Regions from separate parts of the Mus musculus genome. Here region 1 is linked to region 2. The links are chromatin loops, found by intact Hi-C in ENCODE. Cell type or tissue: left cerebral cortex. All regions are shown on one strand.

Evidence for each region. A loop is a pair of places that touch in the nucleus more often than their neighbours do. Peaks named below come from ENCODE experiments on the same cell type or tissue, not always from the same donor. Only the 100,000 strongest peaks of a DNase experiment are listed, where the experiment ranks them.
Region 1: a loop joins it to region 2, with 2.8 times the contacts of the local background. A loop is called at or near these places in 2 of 42 quality-filtered maps.

The regions. Positions count from the first base shown.
Region 1 is chr2:63,056,166-63,064,165 of GRCm38, reverse strand. The region is part of intron 2 of Kcnh7 (potassium voltage-gated channel, subfamily H (eag-related), member 7); the gene reads left to right. Among named protein-coding and RNA genes, the nearest start is that of Gm52513, 92 kb to the right of the region's middle. In left cerebral cortex, no CTCF peak of the experiment used is centred here; DNase peaks (open chromatin) are centred at 385, 1,241, 4,702 and 5,595; H3K27ac peaks cover 1,506 bases.
Region 2 is chr2:63,174,608-63,182,607 of GRCm38, reverse strand. It overlaps Kcnh7 (potassium voltage-gated channel, subfamily H (eag-related), member 7), which reads left to right. Exons shown (of 16, transcript NM_133207.2): 2 at 322-552. Among named protein-coding and RNA genes, the nearest start is that of Gm34110, 5.1 kb to the left of the region's middle. In left cerebral cortex, no CTCF peak of the experiment used is centred here; DNase peaks (open chromatin) are centred at 3,421, 4,270, 4,758, 5,292 and 1 more place; H3K4me3 peaks cover 2,330 bases; H3K27ac peaks cover 4,247 bases.

The sequences.
Region 1 (8,000 bases), 120 kb after region 2:
TAGAAACAAGGAAACGTTTGCTCTATGAAGTATTCAAAACTTACTCCAGCTGTCTAACTTCTAAGTTGACAATTTCGCCCTTTCTCACTTTGGAGCTGTGCTGTCAATGGAGAAAGATGAATTTGAGGCATCAGTAAAATATCATGTGCTGTTGCATAAACACAAAATAGTTAAAACTATATACTTACAATTCAAATTACATGAAATGCTGGATGTAGGTGGAAGTAGGCCATGATTTTGTAGCTTTAGTGTAGGTTAGTTTAGTTTAGTTGTTTATTAAGAAAGTCTTTTAAATATATGTCTGCTTCCTTCTTGTTTTATTTTATTTTGACTTGCTAAGAACCAAACTCATGCCTCTAGGCAAATTTTCTACCACTATGCTGCTCACTGAGCCTCCCACTCGCTGGTGGTGCATTCATTCAACACATACAAGTTCCTAGGATTTCATAGACAAGGCATGGAAATAAAGAACATCACCAGTTCCAAAAGAGCCAGCCCTTTCTCGCACTGATAGTCTATTGAGGTGTTACTGCTTACAGTATATTTTCAATAGCCTTCCTGGAAAATCTAGAGGCTAATAGATTAATGGTGGCAATAGGAGCCTTCATGAAAGAGTTCTAAAAATACAGTACCTTTCAAAGTCTCTGCTGACATGAAGGCCCTGCGATGACATTGAGATTATTGTGCTAGGAATATATTCAGCCCAGAGGGCATGCGCTAAATAAAACATGGCCAAAAATATCTACATCTTCCTTAGACTATCTATCCCTTGTCTCATGGCTCCAGCTTATCACCCTAGAGCCTTCTTTCATTTGTTTTAATAAAAATTTTATTCAGCCATATATATCTGTACTATAAAAATAGCCATGGTTATTTTCCATGTCTTATAGGTGACTTTTTTTTTTCACACCTCTGTAGTGATTGAATGGAAGTTACACTGAAGAGGGTATTCACATGTATCCAAGGGCTGGGGGCCTGGGGGGACAGGTAGTTTTCAGGCCATACCAAATGTTTAACTGATGATATTATATGAATGTTGGTTAAACTTTAAAATTTATACGTGACATTAAAAGGCAAGGATTTACAGTTCCTCCTCATCTCTTGGAAGATGTTGTTGCATTGCACATTCGTGGGTAACAAAAAGTCACTAAAGCTTAGCTACAGGCACTCCTCTGGGAATCTCTCAAACTGAGCCAGCATCCCTGCTGCCTACCTGCATCCTACAGTGTACACCACGCATGAGCTTTCCTCACTGCACATTTTGATCCTACCTTCTACATAGGCTTTTGAGAAACAGATTCTTGTTCTAACAGAACATTACAGTAGATGGATGTTTTCTGCCAAAATTGATGTACAATAGTGCTAATTAGTTACACTTCCTGAAAGAAGTGTGTGTGTGTGTTCATGCACTTGTATGTGTTTGTGCATATATGAGGAGAGTGTTTAAGTGATTCATTATGCAATGCTACAGCACAATGTTACTTATTCAGAAACTTGCTAAAAATGTAAAACTAAGTCATTCTAATTTTATCATACATGGATGTTTATGTTTAAATTACTATGGCTGTCCCAATATTCATCTTACTTGTCTAGGATAGGTAAAGGGTTTGAAAGCCCAATTCTAAGCAAGGCGATCTCAAAGTCCTTTTTGATTCTTTGGGGGGAAATTTTATATGTTTGATTTATTTCACAAAACTACAGTTAAAAGCTATTTTAACCTTTGAGCTTTTCTGCTCATATGATTGACAAGCCTTTCACTGTCACTTTTAGAAAGTAATGTATAGTTTTTTTCTTTAATTCTCTTCCCCTTATTATCTCTTTGTTGATGATCATGGATTTGCAGAACACATGCCTTTTAGTATCCATTCCTACTAACCTATCTGTATCATTTATTACATTAGCCCTGTGCATGTTTGGGGATTCAAGGTACATATTAAATAGACTTCAAGTTACAAAATTTAATTTCAAGGAACATTCGAAGTGGAAAGATGCTTGTTGGCACTTGGAAGACAGATGAGTACTTAGAAATTGCTTGTGTGGGGCAGTAACAGAAGGGACTGGTGATTGGTAGGATGGGGAAAGGTATTGTGATACAGACAGCGTGTAAGACAAAAACCTCCTGTTTCCTTGGCTGTTGAAAGAAGTTCAAATAAATCTGGCTGCAGGAGATTTTTGGAACAAAACTTGGGAACAAGATGTAGAAAACCTTAAATTCTGAGTTTAAGACTTCAAAGTTAGTTCTATGAGAAAAAGGTACAGAGAGTGCCCAGACTCCTACAGGAACTGAGAAGAGCCCCTGCCTAGGTAGACTTCTATTACAGATGGTCACCTGCACTGTGTCTCAGTTCTGTAAGTGGGTGGTGAAAAATTTGCTGTCCATTGGCTCTACAGTTTGGTCGTCAGCGCCTGGCCAAAAGAGCCAAGAATGAGCATATGGATCAGGAAAACCCATCAGATTATTAGGTAGTGTTTATGCTGGTCCAAGTACTGTTTTAGATGCATTAGATATATTGTCTGAAATGTATTCAGTTTTTAACTACCATATTTTTGTCCAGATTCAAAATTAGCCACATTTAGTCATCCATGGGCATATGAAATAGGTACTCACACACATTGCTATTCTATAGATTACAAAAACCTGAGCCACAATTGGAGTCACGTTGCTAAGGCAGCTTAAGGGATGAGCATACTGTTGCCCCTCAATTCAGCAAAAGCATGAACTTGATCCTTTGAATTGTGTGGCTCTCGTAATGACAAGTGCAACCACATGTCCTGTATCTACCACATGGCAGCTCTGGTTACAAAGATGGTCTCACTTTTCTTGCAAACAGCTGTTCTACCTGCCTTCCTGACCTTCTGATTTCTCTGGGTTCACTCATCCTTCTGTTGTGTTTTTTCTTTTAATGATCTTGGGTAGATACTTATTTGTTCTCTTGCATTCAAACTTGCAGTATTCAGAAAGTCCATTTGATCCTTTCTAGCAACTGTTTTTCACATTCTGTTGAACACCTTCCGTTTTCTGCCCAGACACCAAGGAGATAAGGTGTCTTCATTTATTGGTGCTCATTCTTTCCACATTTCTACTTCTGTCTTTATTCTTACCTGTCATTTTCCTTCCCTTGATTGTGTCGTTAAGGAGAGGATGAGGTGTTCTCCTAAAGGGGAGTCTAATTATCCTGCCTTTGCCCCTGGGCCTGCATGCTTCAGTTAGTTCAGCACTGTGGTCCACAGTGTGTTCATGATCCATAGTCTTTTATTTTTTCCTTTCTGCTTTCTGTTTTCTGCCTCATATTCCCTGGATGCCAAATTTAAAACTCTCTAGTTTGGAACGGTGGCTGGCAAATAAATCCAAACTCCCTTTCTTTGGGATGTTATCTGAATTCTCTTAATGTTTTAACTATAAACTTAACTTGTATATGCTTTGTCCTAATCTTTTCAAGCATATCACAGATTTTCCAAATCTATGCTGTAGGCTCTGCCAAACTAGCAGTTAAGAGAAACAAAGGCTCTGCCCAATGAGTCCAGAATGAAATGAAGGTGATGACAATGTATAGAATAAATAAGAAAGTACTATAATACATTTGAAATCAACATGAGTTAAGAAAAATAGGAGGTACAAAGGATATGAAGAAGTGGGCAGAAAAATGCAGTTTTTAGTAGGGAAGAGAGAAAGTGAGCCGCTGAGAAGTAACTTTTGTGGACAGTTTTGATGAAAAGAAAAGGGCAAGTCTCAACTCGCATCGCTGCATGGAGAAAACTGGTGAAGAGCCTCTGAGCATGGGGAGCATGCACATGTTATTTAAAACCTCACAGGAATATCAACCTGTCCAGACATAGTAGGTGAGGACCTGCAGCATAAAAGATAGCAGTATAAAATGATGTCACATGCCTACTTCCTCTCTATTCATCCAACTTCCCTCCTTTGAGAACTCATTTGATAATAGTATCTGAGGTGTTTACCTATTTATATAACACTCATATATCTTTGACCATGGTATTTATTGCTGTCCATTGCTTTATTATTCACAGATACACTTTTGCTTATGTATTATAGAAAGATTTAATCAATGCTTATTCAATAAAATAAAATACATCATTATAATAACTGATTTCTTCAAAAACATTTAAAATTTTTATTCAGTTACATATTCATTAGAAATAAGTAGTATTTAGTCAGTGTGTAGCAAAGTCTTTTTGATATTCCCTCCTTTAAGTAGAATGATATTTTGGGAATAGATTCTTTCTTAAAGCTTATGGATTCCATTTGTTTTGTACCTTGTTTAAATGTATAAATTGTGTTCTGACTTTTTTCACGTTTAAAAGGAACATCAGCTTCAGCCCTGCACAACTTCGAGGTTATGGTCACGATGAAACAAACACAATGAGGATGAAATCCAGTGTTTCATAGCCAAACAGATTTGCATGATCTTCTAGGGAATTTCAAATGCAAAGATGGCTTTATTTGAGTGTGAACCTCTTAAGGGAAAATGGCCTGTCAAAAGATATGCTCCTAAGTTTTGTCCTCAGGCCTCTGTGAACACATATTCTGATGTGCTGCGAGGGAACACCACAAAACTGGAGATGTTCTTGGCTTTCCAAAATAGAACGCTCCCCACTCCAACTGTGCTCATTAAAGGTCTCGGTAACACACACTGCAAAAAAATAAAGTGTGGGTTTAAATGACCAGACCAACCTCTGACTGTGGTTATTGCCCTTTTAAAGACAAGAGACAATTAATGTAGGCCAGCATTATTCTCAAGCCCTTTCCCTCCCACAGGCAGCTGCAAACGGATGGCGTGGCTTTCCTGTGAGTGGAGGTCCTTGAGGGCAAATATGTAACATAGACAAGAGCTGTAGTGATATATTTTTGGAGAAGTTTGACTACCTTCAATTGTGCCGAATGGAATGATGATAGAGTTTGAAAAAACACTTAGGCATATATGAGCGCCTAACTGTGCCTTAGGTTTGGTAACACTTCGACAGACCATTTAACATAGTATTTTTATTTGTAAGATGGGAATAATTAGCATGCATACCATAGAGGATAAAAACCTCCACCCAAAGCACATAGCAGCCATTGGGTACATAAGAATTGCTTCTAACTTCCTCCTCCTTATTATTGTCATAATCATCATCATCAAATTATCATCACCACCACCATCCTATCGTCAACACCATCATCACAAGCATGAGCCCTATCACCATCACCATCACCATCATCCCTGTCATCTTCCCCATTATCATCATCATATCTATGTTTGATCATCACCACTATCTTTATTCACCTAATCGCTAAAATCCTTTTAAAGAAAATATACTTTCGCACTTTTATAAAAATTCTACATTCCTAGGGTTCTTTGGGTTCGATGGGGATCTGGAAATGGTTTCCTGTGTTGGTTAAGCCATTCTAATTGCAGCAGACGGCAGTCCTCAGCAAAGCCCCCTAAGTTCTCCTGTCTGCAAATGGAGCACAAAGGATTTTACATTTGGCAGAGCACTCTTCAGTGACTTGAAAGTGTACCTCTGTGGGCATGCACAGCAGAAGCTCATCCGAAATACCAGGAACTTTGAAATGTGAAGTCTGACTTTTAAATCAAGTACATTTCTGTGCAGTGTTTTCTTTCCAACTTTCTAATTTTATTGCATCATGAATGTTCCAGCTGGAAGCACCAGTTAACAGTTGGTTTAAAGTGTTTAAACTTAATTTTTAATGCATTTTAAGATGTGTGTGTGTGTGTGTGTGTGTGTGTGTGTGTGTGTGTGAGACTGTGTGTGTGGATCTCTAGATTCACTGATAAGAAAAAACAATGTTGCTGGCTGCATTGCTAATTACCAACATTTACTGAATCCTTCTCTCTGTGAGCTGTTAGTTGTTTAGAGGTTAATTTAAAATCTGAAACTTTTTTAGTTGAAACTTGCCAGTCATTCATAATACAGAGCAGTCCACTTATATCAACCTATAGGGGACAATGAGTGCCATTAATTGAACCAATATCCATAGACCAGTTTGTCACATTTTCACGACTTAGAATATTGCAAACACACCAGGATGAAAATTCCTATACATAATTTCCTAGTGAGGAGTTAAGCAAATGGATTGAATTCATCTGGCTATACCAATTTGCCTCTAAAGAGGCAAATACTATAGAAAGTTCTAGTCTTCTCATAAGCACACATTCTATAGTGAGCATGACTCCAATAATATAATTGCATTACATTCCTCAGTTTCACAAACTGGTACTTTTAAAGTGCCTTGGCATATGCAAACTCATACTTACTCTTGCATGGATGGATCATTCCTGCTTTCTGGAGTAAAACATGTGCTTGCAGGGGCCATCATGGGATCCTGAGTAGATACACATCTTGAGCACAAGAACATTGACATACATTTTGTGTTTTTAGTTTTTGGTAATAAAATATTTGCCATCACTTTTTCTCAAGCCTAGTATGATGATCTAAATAATTATATATATATATATATATATATATATATATATATATATATGCATATATATATATATATATATGCACACACACACACACACACATACATGCTTGGAATTTGTAAGTATAACATAATACCTAATATAACTCGATTTTGGTATATAGTCCGGGGATATAGCTCAGTGGTACAGAGTACACATTCAATGCTTTAGGTTCTAAGTTCAAATGATTACAAAATATATGATCGTTCATATTGCAAATCCTTTAAGAGTGCTAAATATTTATTTTAACATCGTTTCTCTGACTTCTGTCATAGCAAAGACTTTGTCAAAATATAAACCTCCTTCCTGAGATTGCATGAGTTTCTTCCTGGTCATTACCAACTCTACACTGATAAATAATTTGAGTTAAATACTAGAGAGATGTTTCAGGTCACATTTCATCCTCTGTGTTACCATAAAGCCATTTTCCCCTCAATCACTAGATAAGCCAGTGTGTTGGTGGAGAGACAGTTGGCCAATGCTCAGGCTCAAAGCATAGGGATTCAGTTTGAGAAGAGCTAAGGAACATGGCTACCCTGGTCTGCATGTGGAAAGCTGAAACCTGACTATTTTGGGCTGCAGACATGTAAATTACATATTGCAAATAAATAATTCTTCCAAATATATTGCTCTATAAGTAGTGACCACTATCTTCATCTTGAACTAAGGTATACAACTTGTAACATAATGGCTGCATTTTCTATGCAACAAAATGTTATATGACAAGTCAGTTTAAACTCATTGGAGAAAAGAAAAGTGATATCTCTAATGTCTTCCTCTAAGATTTCAATAATTGGATTTCTATTCTAGGTTGACTCTTTTGTTATCGTTATTGTTCTCATTGACATAAGATTAATATTTTGCCATTATTTTGTCTCTTTTAATTTTCAAAAGTATCAACATGTGCCCATTCTGGAAACAGGCACATTTCTCTAAGGGAACTGAATTACAAAAAGTAGCATGTAATTTAGTCAACATCAAATATAATTTCTATGGCTAGGGAGATATATTAGGAAAACTAAAATAATATTTTTGCTCTGATAAAGTATCACCAGTATATGTAATGATTCTATTTTCACCTACAGTTATTAGCTGATATCATAGTGTTTGCTGTAACCCTTTTAAAATTCAAATAACAAAGTCTCAGATTTTCTATAATCCAACATTTTTGAAACTATTTTTCACATTAATAAGAAACTTTTTATTGTTCTTTCTCTGTTCTTTTCTAAAAAACAAGCATGCAGTGTTTGAACAGTTGGTAGACTGATTACTTGATTGTGCACTGTCTGTCATACATGATAACTTAGAAGTGTTAGAAATTCTAGTGCAGATAATCAAGTCAATACTCAGCTGGCTTTTGTTATTTTTGTGATAATGTGTTGATTAGTCACTGTAAGAGCTGTGTTGAAAAGTCGGTGGTGTAGGCCAAATTTTGGACATTTAATAGTATGAGATTTTCATTGCTGGATCCATAAAATAATGAGTGACTGTCGCCTAGATACTATGCATTATGCT
Region 2 (8,000 bases):
CTGGGACTCAAAGAGCTTGAGAACTAGGCAACTTGGAAATTTCTGTTCTTGCAATTGAAGAGAAATTGTCTTAATTTCTTGTATTAAATCACGTATTTCCACAGATCTCACACCTCAAGTTTGTATAGGGGTGTGTGTGTGTGTGTGTGTGTGTGTGTGTGTGTGTGTGATTTTTGTAATTCTCTTGGAAAGGTCTAAATGATTGGCATTTGGGGGAAGCCACTGTATTTCTGACCCTCGTTATGCAACAAATGGCTTTAGTGTTTGTGAGAACCTTTGGGAAGATTTTAAAAGAGATGTCCTACCATCTTCTTGTTGCAGATAAAAAATTTATCATTGCAAATGCCAGAGTGCAGAACTGTGCTATCATCTACTGCAATGATGGCTTCTGTGAGATGACGGGTTTCTCCAGGCCAGATGTCATGCAGAAGCCGTGTACCTGTGACTTTCTCCATGGGCCTGAGACCAAGAGGCATGATATTGCCCAGATTGCCCAGGCGCTGCTGGGGTCAGAGGAGAGGAAAGTGGAGGTCACCTACTATCACAAGAATGGTAATGTGGATCCAGCTAGGATTCCTTCTATTTGATTCCCTTGTAGTGAAATTCCGATTACCAAAAGTTCATATGCAGACGAAACCTCACATAATTAATTGTAGATGGAATTTTTTTTTACATGTAAAGTCTCAGTATCTGAGAAGTATGAATGTTCTTATTTGACCAGTGACAAAACTTCTTCTTTGTGTAAGCATACCTTGTTTGAACTCTGTAGAGGTGCAGTAACTTAATGTCACCAAGGACGAAAATGCCATAAGTCACCCCTGACACTTTTCAAGGGAGTGGTGTGAGAATTAGTAACTCACTGTTTGCATTTTTCATGCATAGTGTGAGTCGGTACATACTATCTGCCTGACATTGAATATATTACCACGGTCTTCATTAAAACAGTGTAATCTGAAATGAACATTGGTGCAGTGATAAGTGTATCTTGGCTTTTAAAGTGTTGGTTGTTGGTACTTTTGTGTCTTTCAACTGTTTTTAGAGAAGATTAGGTACAGTTTATAAAAACCTCTACAACTGAGTGACTAAACTTGGTTCCATGCAGTTGTTATAAAATAAGAGATGTAGAAGACATTACTTGTAAGAAATACAGAAAAGGAGCTCTGAATGTGCAGTTATTAATATTCACTTGTTAAGTTGTTAAGTTATTAGTATTAAAATTAAGACTAGTATTTCAAGCTCAAGGACACACTACTTTCTTATAGCCTTTCCCTGGGAACAATGTGCATGCATTTACATTGTAGCATACACATATGAATGTGCACATGCATGCATGCATGTGAACACACATATATATTCAGATATAAATAACTGAATATAAATAGGTTAGTCTATATGAATACTCACATAATTCACTTTAAAGCATAGTTGTAGTCTCACATCTACACATGTAAATTACCCATTTAGTAAAACATTTGTAGAAAACAAGTACATTGTAGGTTATTTTGCCAATATTGCATCATCTATTTTGCTGTTTTATTTACAAAAATTAATGAGGGTGAGGAGAATCTGCTCAGACTTTTAGAAAACCCTTAAGCTTGGCAATGCATGCTATCCTATAGGCTACACCGGATTATGACTTATTATTTGAAAACTACAGAGAAAAAAATAGCAAAAGAAAGGTTAATTCTTTGTCTTATTTTCTTGTAATTAAATGTTTCAAAGTAAGAAATGTACAGTTCTTAATTACTGGATTTTTCTCCATCCTATGAACTTGCACTTGAGTGGGAATTGCAATCGAGTATTACTGGAAAGGCAGGTTTGTATGACTTTATATTGCTCTGGAATGAAGGCAATTATATGATTATCAGAGAGCAAAGGAATTGAGCTGTAAGTTCTTCCCAGTTCACTCTTATTTTCCGCTCAGTAGCATTGTATATTATAAATAGCCCAATTGCTTCATTGTTAGAGATACTGCTTCACAGAGACTATCACAAAGCACTGCACCTTATCTCTTTTGCCTATTTTGTTCCAAGAAGTATGCCTTTTGAAATTTTAAGAATTTCTTTGAAATGTAGGTTATTTCTTCTCTAAATGTTCCAGAGGATGTTGACATGGTCTACATCATGGTTGTTTAAGGCTTGGCAGACATAATTGTTGTTATATTTTCAAGATTGCTTCAGAATGTTTTCATCTTTAAAAAAGTTAAAGTACTACTCTAGTTAAGCCAGTGAGCTGCTAAGCAAATTTTTGGTTTTAAATAACAATTCTATCTATTGTATTGAAACTAAAATGTGGAATTTTGGACACTCATCACTTCATTCACTATAACTGAAAAGATGAGCTCAGAACAATTTTCAAGAGGAAATTTATAGAGAAGCACAAACCTGTTGGTTACAAGCCTGCAGTAAAGTTGTCAGCGTATTGCCCATTGCAAATGTATGTCTGAATGCTTTGCTTAGCTATATGAATTTTGAGGGGGAGGGGAGAGAAGAGAGAGAGAGCGAGACAGAGAGACAGAGAGAGACAGAGAGAGGCAGAGAGAGACAGAGAGACTAGAGAGAATTTTGTACAAGGAACCTTTGGAAGTTTGTGGAAATATAGATATGTTATTTTTTCATACAAATTTTGTCTTTATTGATGTTTTCAGGTATGGCACGCTTCTAAGGAGTAGCGCCTCTTTAGAGTCAACAAGAAACTGTCTACTTAGCTTTAGTTAGTAGAGGAAATAAATAGATGAACTCACGGATTTTTCCCCCCAAGGAAAGGTTATTAACTCAGATCCCCTGGAAGACGGTTAAGATAGAGATATATTTCCCTTCTTGGGATCCAATAAACTAGTGGATGGCTTAATTTTGAGAGTTTGTTGGTTTATTCACACGACAGCTATAAAATCAGTAAAAGCTTATGAGACCCAAATGCTTTGATAGTCTCACCTCTTATTGACCTGCTGCAGGCCACTTTATATTTATAAAAGCAGACAGACAGAAGAAAAACACAACATAGAAATATTTTCATTGGTTTGTTTCTTAATGTTTCCTTAATGCCTTTTAACTAAGTTCATCTACTTCAATCACTTGTATTTTTGTTGTTTTTTTTTTATTCTTGATTCTATTCAGTAAATGCTTCCTATTTTATTAATTCAGCAATTCAGTCATATATATATATATATGTATCTCACGATGAGAAAGTGAGGAAGTGTTCCTATATTCTGTGCTTTCCATTCATTCATGATGGATCAACAAAATACGTTTAAGCATCAAAATATCTGAGGAGTGAACCATTATTTTTGAAAGCTTGCTTTTTGAAGTGCCTCATTGGCTTGCTGAGCAGGGGAAGCCAGAGCTGGTCCCAGTGGAAACACGACATGCCGCACAGTTCACTAAGAAGCAGTACTTCCTATCTTGCTCAGTATGTGACTGTTCTAGGTAGAGTAGAGATTGCTGTTTACCAGAATATCAATTCTTAAAAACCCACTTATCTGAAGTAGAAGCACTTGACAGCTCTTCCTTTGAGAATTCTATTTTACAGTTTAAGTCATTATTGCATAAATCATTCTTGGCAGCTCTGAATGTTGCTTGAGGTGATGAAGCTGTAAATCTTTTGACACGAAACTCTAATTATATAAAACTATAATTACACTGAGGCTTATATAAGGGTGGGCATGTATTTTAATATGGTGATACCTTCATGTTTAAAAAAAATACCTTAAAATGGGGTCGTGATTGGGATCTGGAAAACATTATTTATTCTCTTGTTTGTGGCTTGTAGGTGATGGAATAAGAAACATAAAACAATAGCTTAATCTGCTCTACTTTAATTTACTTGGTTATCTGAATTTTAGTGCACCCTATCATCAAAATAGCTTGTTGATCACCCTACAACCTTACTATATAAGTGTGTAGCACAAGTTTCTAAACAACTTTAAAAATGTGGAAAACCAAAGTAAACTTCAGTAAAAATAAGGGAGCATTATGATTTTAGCATTAAGATTCTAGACACAGTATAGTCTCAATTTTACCAACCAAGCAGTGTTACACGTAGTTGTCTTTCTATTCTTTGTGCTGCTTTTCAATAGCTAGAGAATAGAAAGTGGCTAAGGAGAGTCCTTAACCCATCAGCTCAGAGTACCAGAGGCAATGTATAATTCCACTAAAGTTGAAAATGGCCTTGGTTGGTTAACATTGGATTTCTTGTCCCTGCAAGCTATGCAGAAAGATCTAAAAGGCTTTGTTCTGCAGGTAAGAGTGAAGGCTCCTTCTGGGATTTACCTCTCTCTCCTAGGTGACATGTTAATTACAGGTACATACAGGGCAATGGTGGTCTATGTTTTGAGGTATACGACAGCACAACAAAAGTTCAAGTGCAATTTCTAAACCAAAGATGTTTACAGGAAGTTGTTTATAAACAAAGAGAAATGTAGAGAGGAACATTATGACATTTAGAGTCAGTTACTACTCTTTCTCTCTTCCCCAGCTTTAAAATAACTACTAATATAATCCTTTTACCACACTTTGTCACTTGCACATTATAATGACGTCTTAAGGAAGCAATGCGGTTTAGTTAAAATTTTAGTCATATGAAATAACTATTATAATACCTTTACATAAGCTTCATGCACATAATATATTCTGCTCTTCTAATTCTTGGATTGTGTAGTAGAGATGCAGATGGTGGTTTTAAATACAGAAATAGCAATATAGTTTGTGTGTGTGTGTGTGTGTGTGTGTGTGTGTGTGTGTGTGTGTGTTCAAGCAACAGGAAAGTTTTCCAAGGAGTGTGTTGCCTGTGATTTCTTTCACTTTCCCTCTCGACTTCTCCATACTTTATCCCATATGCGCATTGTTATATCTGAGATTCTAAAATTCATTTTCTTTCCCTAACATCTCATGCCTTCTGGAGTTTATACATGATCCATTGTATCTCTTAAGAAAATAACCATTCTGATAAAGTAGTCCTCCTACAACTGCAAAACTTCATTTCATTATTGTCTCATATGAAACCAAAAGGTCCTGAAGATTGGAGAGGTCTGATCTTAGCTTGATACTGTACTCTCCAGCTGTACACTCGTGATCACTGATGCCAAAAGGTACAATCTTTTCTGGTGGCTTAGGAAATGACTTCTTGGTTATTTTTATCGATTTCAAGGGACAGAATAGGATAGTCAGAATAGCTTGCTTTTCTGCTGAACTTGAAGGGGTTGTGTTTGCTCTGTTCTCTGTTTTGGTTATTTGTTATAAATAGGTACTGGGTCTGTTGCAGCCAGCTTCTGAGGGAATCTTAGGACAGTTGAGCTCATGGAGCTAGTGGGTATAGATAGTATGAAGCAGTGAGATGAGCTGTTCATCTTGCCATTTGATTCAGAAGCCAGAAAATCACTTCTAACTTTTTTCTCGTCTATCTACCTGGTCAAAAAATATTGCACAGTACTTCTCCTGCTTCTCCATTCACTGTCAAGTCCTTTGATTAAATTCTACATGACCCACTTTTGGAAGCATGGAAGTATTGTTTTCCGTCTCTGCAATCGGCTTCTCGCATTGCCATCAGAGGGCTCTTGCTAAAACATGAATCACACTGATGATTTAGTGAAACTAAGAATCACTGTAAGTGAATTTTATGCATTAAGTAAAGGGTACAATTCCATACAATATGTGCCCTACTAATCACCCTTTACAGAAAGAACACTGGGATGAGAGAGCCTGAGTCTGAGTCATTTGTCAGGTCCCAGTGTTCAAAATTGATGATGGGTCCCAAGTTCTTAGCAGCTTTTCCTCACTGCTCAATGCACCTATGCAAGGCCATGGGCTGCAAACTTATACTCTTTAAAACTCTCAGAATAAAGTTCAGCACTTCTATTCAGTGTTTTTGGTGGCCTTCAGAATCAAATTTACTTGGGTTTTCAAGTGGAAAATATTTACATAAAACAAGGTAATTTTTCATCTCTAATATCAAGGTTAACTTGCTCAAATTTACCTTCCTGTTACCTTAATTTCCTTTTCCCATATTAGAAAATAACATCTCTTTTTTAAACCTAGGTATCCTGGCCACAACACTATCTGTGACATGGCTTCTTGTCTGTACTGTGTTCAGAGAAGATCAGTTAATTGGGATAATTAGCAAGGTTGTTTCTCCTACAAATTTCATGCTTCAAACATATTTGATTATTGCAATGTGTGTATATATATATATACATATATATAATCATGTATATATAAACATATATTTGTAAGTTTCAATGTATCTATGTGTGTATGTATGTATGTATGTATGTATGTATGTATGTATGTACGTATGTACGTATCAAGGCTATCTATGTAAAATCCTCAGAAGATTTATTTTCTCTTTGGCCTTTTCCTCCACTTCTGACCTTCTGACCATCACAGATCTTCTGAAGAAGGAAGAAAAGACATTTTTCTGATGTAATTCCTGATTGCCTCCAGAGTTCACTCCATTGAATGTCTAGCTGTTTGGTTCTTGATTCCAGCCTGAATTCTGGAGTAGACTAAAAATTATGGTCAATACTATAAGTTATGGTCATTAAATGAATCTATTTTCTGAACACAAGCATAAAATATTAAGTCTCCTGATTTAAGGACTCAGAAATGTAGATCAATGCTGGCTACAAGTTTTGAGTTTAGTAAATGTGCTTTGAAGAATGAACATGGAATGCAAAATAATACCATAAATTTATAAAAGTTGAAAAATTGGTAGGGAAAGTGTGATGTTTTGGTTTATAAAAATCACATATAATCTTTAGGATAGTTTTATCCTTAGTTTATTAATGATCATTTATATATATATATATATGACATATATATATATTAGCTTGGTTAATATTTGATTTCTTTTTTTGTTTGTTTGAGATAGTATCTCTAATAACTACTTGTGTTACTCAATATTGGCATTTTATATGTGGTTTATCATTATCATTTAGTATTTTCTTTTTCATTTTCTTTTAAGACATGGTTTTACTCTGTAGCTCAGGCAGACCTGAAAATTGCTGTTTAGCCTGGCTGCCCTCAAATTTGAAATGTTCCTGCCTCAACTTCATGAGTGTTGAGACTGTGGAGGTATACCACTATACCCAGTTCTGCTCATCTTTTATTGAGATTGTTTAACAGTAATGACACGTTGGCGCTAATGTAATAATGACCAGATAAAGTCCAAAAAATAATTATTGTAAGTAATTAATTTTTAGTCAGATTATTATTTCCTCTTTCTTAACAATGATGTCTATATTTAGTAACAATGACAAATAAGAAATTTGCACTGCTGTAACAACGTATAAATTTAAATCACACCTACTTGGAAAACTCAATGTTAAATTCATACAAAGATTTATGAGTGAAAATTTTTTAAACGAGTTTCCATTTATCTTTCTTGCATACATTAACATTTTCTTTCTTCCTCTGAGAAATCTTTATTAACCCTATATTTGATTTCACATGCTGAAAGTTTATCTTTACTGATGCAAGGTTTCAAATGAATGCACAGTGGATGTGCTCGTCAGATGTCAATTCCAGGTGACCATCATAAATGGACTGAGGCCTTATACCAAAATCCAGTTTTTCATCAAAGAACTAATACTTATTGAACTGAATTTCTGTGTCTGGTATTTTATACAAGTTGCTTTATTGCTTTACCATGGAAATATTGTGAGTCAATAGTATCATATTATTCCATTCTCCAAATTAGTTCATTTGTAATTAAGAGAAGTTAAGCAAAGCATTAATGAGCACAGAGCAAGAGAGCATGAGAAATACAGTCTATCCTTGTCTTAGTTTATAGGCTTTATTATATTGTCTTCAAATGAGATGCTCTTATAGCCTACATGCATTTATTTTAGTTCTTAACCATAGACCTGATTGATTATGCATAGGATACATATAAGTTTGATGCACACCAGAAGGAGTGGTTTTCTCTAAGTATTTTCAAATTTAAACTTGATTTACTGGACAAATGTAATCTCTACCTGGAACTTTTAAATTCAATGGAATGTGGCT